Regions from separate parts of the Homo sapiens genome. Here region 2 is linked to region 1. The links are chromatin contacts, found by Hi-C or POLR2A ChIA-PET in ENCODE. All regions are on one chromosome and are shown on one strand. Each heading gives the region's core, a stretch centred on a gene start or an enhancer-like site at or near the end of the contact. The rest is flanking DNA. Distances are from core to core; before and after follow the strand shown.

What was found. Hi-C counts contacts between places; a loop is a spot of excess contacts on that map. ChIA-PET counts read pairs that join two places held with the same protein, here RNA polymerase II (POLR2A). Pooled maps may share reads with other maps.
Region 2: a loop to region 1 is called in a map of PC-9, with 7 times the contacts of the local background. The contact joins two enhancer-like sites. A Hi-C loop is called at or near these places in 4 of 168 maps with a recorded cell type or tissue (B cell, Caco-2, OCI-LY7 and 1 more), 12 of 37 single-sample maps with no recorded cell type and 11 of 50 pooled maps. POLR2A ChIA-PET finds 5 or more read pairs at or near these places in 16 of 52 experiments (B cell, CD8-positive, alpha-beta T cell, GM10248 and 12 more).

What each region holds. Positions count from the first base shown.
Region 1 is chr10:110,459,098-110,462,233 of GRCh38, forward strand. No RefSeq gene overlaps it. Among named protein-coding and RNA genes, the nearest start is that of DUSP5-DT, 36 kb to the right of the region's middle. RefSeq lists enhancers at 860-2,059, 1,861-1,950, 2,021-2,100, 2,121-2,180, 2,191-2,240. Within about 2 kb of position 1,445, at least 10 of the 41 ENCODE cell types and tissues checked have a DNase peak (open chromatin) inside an H3K27ac peak, as active enhancers do; they include OCI-LY7 and PC-9, where a contact is called at or near this core.
Region 2 is chr10:110,413,076-110,416,211 of GRCh38, forward strand. No RefSeq gene overlaps it. Among named protein-coding and RNA genes, the nearest start is that of DUSP5-DT, 82 kb to the right of the region's middle. RefSeq lists enhancers at 1,169-2,368, 1,543-1,672. Within about 2 kb of position 1,581, at least 12 of the 41 ENCODE cell types and tissues checked have a DNase peak (open chromatin) inside an H3K27ac peak, as active enhancers do; they include OCI-LY7 and PC-9, where a contact is called at or near this core.

The sequences.
Region 1 (3,136 bases), core at 195-2,694:
CCCCAAAAGCTCAGGCCCGGGTACAGGGTGTCCTCTCTCTAAATGGCAGAGCAAGAGGGAGGAAAAGCTGAAGATGAGAGAAAGAATGAGGCAGATGGGCAACCCAAGTGTCCTGGGTGGAACAGTATCCCCCCAACATTCATGTCCTTCCCCAAACCTCAGAATGTGACCTCATGTGGAAATAGGGCATTGCAGATGTGATTAATTTGAGGTTATACTGAGTGGGGTGGGCCCTTAATCCAGTATGACTGGAGTCCTTATAAGAAGAGAGGAGATGCCCGACACGGTGGCTCACACCTGTAATCCCAGCACTTTGGGAGGCCAAGGTGGGTGCATCATGAGGTCAGGAGATCAAGACCATCCTGGCTAACACAGTGAAACCTCGTCTCTACTAAAAATACAAAAAATTAGCCAGGCATGGGGGCGGGCGCCTGTAGTCCCAGCTACTTGGGAGGCCGAGACAGGAGAATCATTTGAACCCGGGAGGCGGAGGTTGCAGTGAGCCGAGATCATGCCACTGCACTTCAGCCTGGGCGATAGAGCGAGACTCTATCTAAAAAAAAAAAAAAAGAGAGAGAGAGAGAGAGAGAGAGAGGAGAACGGATGCAGAAGACACCGAGGGGAGAACGCCAGTGAAGATGGAGGCAGAGACAGGAGTGATACCTCTACAAGCAGGGAATGCACAGGGTTGCCGGCAACCACCGGAAGCCAGGAGCATGGCCTGGAACAGCCCCTCCGTCAGGACCTCTGGCAGGAGACTTGCTGACACCTTGCGTTCAATGCTGGCCCCAGAACTGTGAGAGAAGACATCTCTGTTTTAAGCCACTCACTTGGTTAGTGGTACTTTGTCACAGGAACCCCAGGAAATGCATACACCAAGGTAGGGGTGGCAAAAAGCAGAGCTCAGCCATGGCTTCTGGGGAGACCCTGGAGCCCCCACAGAGTCCCCAGCACTCAGCGCCTGAAAGGGCCAGGTCCCTTTGGGTCAAAGAGTCTGCCCTGTGCTCACTCAGCTGTGCAGGCAGCTCCCAGCTCAGAGAGAGAGTTCCCTAATAAACAGGCAAACCAAACCCATGTTCCCTCCAGGCCCTCGAGTCACCTGCCACTTGGCAATGAGAGGACGTCAGCCCAGTTCCTGGCTGGTGGCTCTGACAGGCGCCCATCTGCTCCGGAAGTGTCCGGCCTGGATAAACAGAGCCAGGCTCTGCCTCCCACGGCTGACCCAGCCAGGTCAAGCGGAAGCCCAGGGCCTCAGGCCTCAGGTCTCCCAGGGCTCACTTTCCACACTGACCTGGTCACAGCTGGCTACCCCAGCAGGAATGGGCATCCCTGGAAAATGGCTGTGAAGACGGGGGGAAGGAAGAGTTGGGGACCTACCTCCCAGGCCACTTCCCTGGATCTCTGCTGGGCCCAGGGTCACTGCCCCTCCCATCTGCCCCCCTCCTCACTCACGCCCACATGAAGCCATCTGCCACCCTCGCCCCCTGGCAGGCACCACAGCCTCATGACTCAGCGCCCAGCCCAGAGCTGCTCTGTGGGTGGCCACTCCGGAACCTTGCAGAGAGGGAGGTGCTGGGAAGGGGGTTTGAGCGGGGGTGGGTGGAGGCAGAAGACACGTGCAGACCCCAGGTGGCTGTTCACGGAGCACCAAGCCCTGACAGCACTGCCTTCATCCGGTTTTGCAGGCAACAACCTCTCCAGCAGAGGTGTTGCCTAAAATACCACGGCCCAATTGAAATGCACCTGATCAGTTCCATTTTTCCCTCCAGGTTTCCCCACCTGTTCTCGAGGTCCTGATCCCAGGCCACGCTGGGACCCTTTCTCCAGTTCCATCTTTGCTTCTTCCTGTGCCTTCCCCACCTTCTTGCAGCCCCTGGAACACATCCCTGGAACAGCTTATTCACCCCCACACAACCTTGAGTAGATAAAGGCCCACAAAGGTATTAGAGACTTCGTGTCATCCTTTGAGCAAGGGGCTTGACCCCAAGTGCCCACCCCAAAACGCCTGTGGTAATGGTGACACCATAGGTGCCATTCTGGGGAAGGGAGAGAGTGAGGGTGGAGGATGTCATCCCCATAGTGGCAGGGCAAGAGACAGGTCCCCGCCCCAGGCATCTTGGGCAGGTGGCTCCAGGTTCCGTTCTGAGTCAGGCGTTTTTTACACCTGCTGCTTTCGCTCAAGGTGGCTCGGCACCTGGAAGATCAGGATTTGAGGCCAGGCTCCAACCCTGAGGGTGAGGATAGGGCCCGAGTGGGAGCTGTGTTTCCTCTGTTGTTGCTGAGACCCATCCAGAAGTTCACTGCCCCTCTAGAGCCTCTCAGGCCAGAAGGGAGATGTAGCCACTTGGCCTCATAGCTGAAGAGAGGTCCTCAGGATTTGGCCCTGGTTCTGTCCCTTCCCAGGTAGCCCCCTGTGGGGTCAGATTCTCCTGGAGAGCCAGGCAAGGGTGCCCCTACTTCTTCCCAGCCCTGTTCCTTCCTAACCAAGTCTGTGGTCTCCTGTCATTTCTTAATGGTTATTTTAACTGCTGGGAACCTCAAGGAAACAGGCACTGCCTAACAAAAATAAAGAATCCTGGGAAATTTCAAGACACTTCAAAATTCTAGCAGGAAGAGCCCAACCACATTTGAATCCCAGTTCTGCAGTTATGTGTGAACCTGAGCAAGACACCCTCTCCGTGGCTGGGTTTCCTCAATTCTATGATAACAAGGGTACCTGCCCCAAAGGACTGTTATGATGCTGAAATGAGGCAGAGAATTGTGAAAAGGCACAACTTGAGATAGTCCGTTTCCTTTATAGAAATGGACACAGTTCAGTAACAGCAATAATTAATAATAATCACTGCGACCGTTCCTTTACATGTGCTGTGTTGACATGAGCGTCAAGCATTGTGTGGAGGGTTTCAGCTGCACTAACCTCCCTAAAGTCTGTGTACTTTGATCCAGTCTTTCTTTCCACACTCTATTTCAGGAGACAGTTCAACTCTCCCAGAGGAACCCCTTTCCCGCATTTACACCCTCCCTTTCCCGCTAGGCATTGGGCTATTTTCCAGGCCAACCCCTTCCCCCGACTCCAGGGAGCATCTCCCAGGAACTTGCGCTGCTTCCCAGAGCAGGAAGGTGGGCAGAAAACAGC
Region 2 (3,136 bases), core at 331-2,830, 46 kb before region 1:
CTAGATGATAAACTCTGTAAGGGCAAGAACCAGGTCTGTTTGGTTCTGTGTAAGGTGGTGGTGAATTACCAGTGTAGGCTCTGAAGCTTGGACTGCCTGGCCTCATATCCCAGCTCCCCTACCCAGCTGTTCTTTGATCTTCAGCAAGTTGCTTCTCCTTCCTGTGCCTCAGTGTTCTCATCTGTAAAATGGATATTTGAATAGTAGTACCTGCCTCACATGGTTGATGGGAGGAATAAATGAAATTATATATGTAAAACATTTAGCATTGTCAATGGCACATTGGAAATTGTCAATAAACATTAATTATATCAATAACAAGCCACCACCACAACTTAATAGCTGAAAACTGCAACCATGTAATTGCTCACAATTCTGTGGGTTGACAGTTTGGTCAAGGCTCAGCAGGGTGGCTTGTTTCTGCTCCAGATGGTTTTGGCTGGGCTCACTCTTACATTTTTGGTCAAGTGGCTTGTTGACTGGGACTGCATAGTCTAACTTGATGGGCTGTTGGTGGAGGCTGTCAGTGAGGGAGGCTCAGTTCTCCTCCATGTGGCCTCTCCAGCAGACTAGCTGGGGCTTCCTCATGTGGTAGCTGGGTTCCAAGAGGGCGAGAGCAAAAGTCAAGAGTCACTTTCGCAGCATTAGTCAAAGCAAGTTACAAGGTCATCCTAGAGTCAAAGGACAGAGAAGTAGTGCTAGTTTTTGTTAGGAGGAGGTGCAAAGACTTCCTGGACATTTTTCATCCTCCATAGTTGCTTGTTCCTGAATCTAGCATGGTATACTCAGGTGCATGGCCCAGTATGCATTTAATAGGTATTTGTTGAAGAAATAACAAATGGATGTGCAGAGGAGAAAGAAACTAGAGGCTCGAGAGGAAAACTGATTTGCTCAAGGTCACAAAGCAAATGAGCGGCAGCACCAGGACGAGAAACTAGGTCCTGGCGCTCAGTCTTGCCTCTTCCCGTTGCATCAATCTGCTCAGACAGCTGCCTGAAGTGGGGTTGAATTCTTCAAATAATTGCCTCACTCCTCAGCTTCTGTTGAGCCTCTGGAGATATATCTAGAAGGTCAGGACTGTGCTTGCTTCCTGAAAAGTCTGGGGATGGAAAGAAGGGAGCACTTTTCATTTCCCAGGGCATAACGCATTGCAGAAAATGATCAGAGAGCATCAGCAGTCCTCCTTGGGTTCCACTGTATGTGGCCAGCGGCCAGGTTGGGAGGTCAGAGACAAAGGCAGACTCCAGTATAGACGCTCTGTGGCCTGCTTCTCATGTACCTGCTCTCACACACGTGTGCACACACACATACATGCATGCACCTTCTCTCGCCTCTCTCTTTAAGGTCTGGAAGAAAGCTACCATAAGTTTGAGCAGTTGGCCACATGGTCTCATTTGGGCTCTCAATTGGACTAGCAATTTCAGGAATTTGAACAGCAATTTTTGAACAGGGAGTTTGGGGAACGGCAGCAGGGGAAAGTTGGGAGGCGCAGAAGGGGTTGTGAAATGCATGCTACAATTCCGTCATCAGCCCCTTCCTGTTGTTCTGGTACCGGGGGGAAACCTGGGCTGGCAAGACTGCGCTTCCTCCATCTAGAAGCTTTCCTCAGGCCTGCTGAGTCACCCACCTGCTGCGGGGAATGCACCTATTTTTAGCCTGAGGTAAATGAGCCCTGTAGTCACCCAGACCACATTCTCTTGGGTGTCTTTGTCACAGATGGTGTGGCCGGATGGGGACCACATTGAAGAGACCTCACCCCCACCCCTAACAAGGTCTCTTCCTCTCCTTCCTCTGAGAAGCCTCACTGCACAGCAGTGACTCACATAACCCCAGGAGAGAATGCGGCAGAGGGTGGCAGTGGGTGGCATACCAAGCTAGTGGGGGTGTGGCGGGGACAGAAGTAGTTTATCACTGACGTTGATTAGAATTGCTGGTGCATCACTGTTAGTCAGTTTATTATTGTTTGTAATTTTTCTGTAGATGATATGACCTCTTATTGTACCCATGTGCACCATTCCTATGGCCCCGTCCTTGGGGACACCACTGCTTGGGAGTTAAGATGGTGGAGATCTGGACCCCAGCAGCCTGACTAAAGGAGGCTTTACTACTTACTAACTGTTTGACTCAAGCAAGACCCTTTACCACTCTGAGACCCAACCTTGGAGCTCCTGGTCTGGTACTCAGGTCACAGAGGCTGGTAATGGATTCACAGGATTGAGAGCAGGAAGGGCACCAAGATGTCATCCCTTGCTCTATTGAGGTGAAAATGGAAGCAAAGAAAGGGGCAGATGCTTGCCTGTATCAGATGTCCAGAGACCCCTCTAAGACCTTGTTCAGGCAGAGCCACCTGTTAGGTAAAAGGTTGGTAAAAAGCAGGTGCTGATGACAAGGCCACTGTTGGTCAGAACTATTTCTACTTCAGTCTGTATCCAGCCCCTGCACCCAGTATAATGTAGTAGAGTATTTCTCGGAGAAGGGTGTGTGGACCACCTGCATCAGAATTACCTGAATCCCCTGGGGTGCTCATTAAAACTGTGAGTTTCTGATCCCCATCCCAGACTTGGGGGTTTGCTCCCAGCACTGTCACTCACTAGCTAGGGAATTTGGGGGGTGTCAAACTATCTGTGTACCACTTTCCTCACCTATAAAATGAGGCTAAACCTCCTTATGTACATGTGAGGGACAAATGTATTTGCATGGGTGAGAGGTGCAGCCCGTCGCCTGGCACATTGGAGCTAGGCAACTTGTGATTTGAGTTCTTAGTATTTGTTTCTTATCCCCAGGCAGCTCCTGAAAGGCTTCACTCTTCTGCCCTGGTGCAGAAACGGGCCCTACCTCTTTCAGATTGGCCTGGAGCTGTCAGCTACCAGTGACTTCCAGAACCAACTTGCAAATGTCTGCCAATCAGTGGCACTGCTCAGACCAGAGCTCAGATAAGATGTTCTGCAGTCTGCTGAGAAAATCTTCCAACACAGTTGTGGGACACAGAAGTCACTCACCAGAAACACTGGTCATATCACTTCTCCTTATCTCTCTTCCTGGTGACGAAGCCCAATGCCTGTGAGATCTTTTTAAACAGAACCCTTTTTCCAAATAAGATTTGACCCGACACAGGGCCCCAGTGTATGTGAACAAT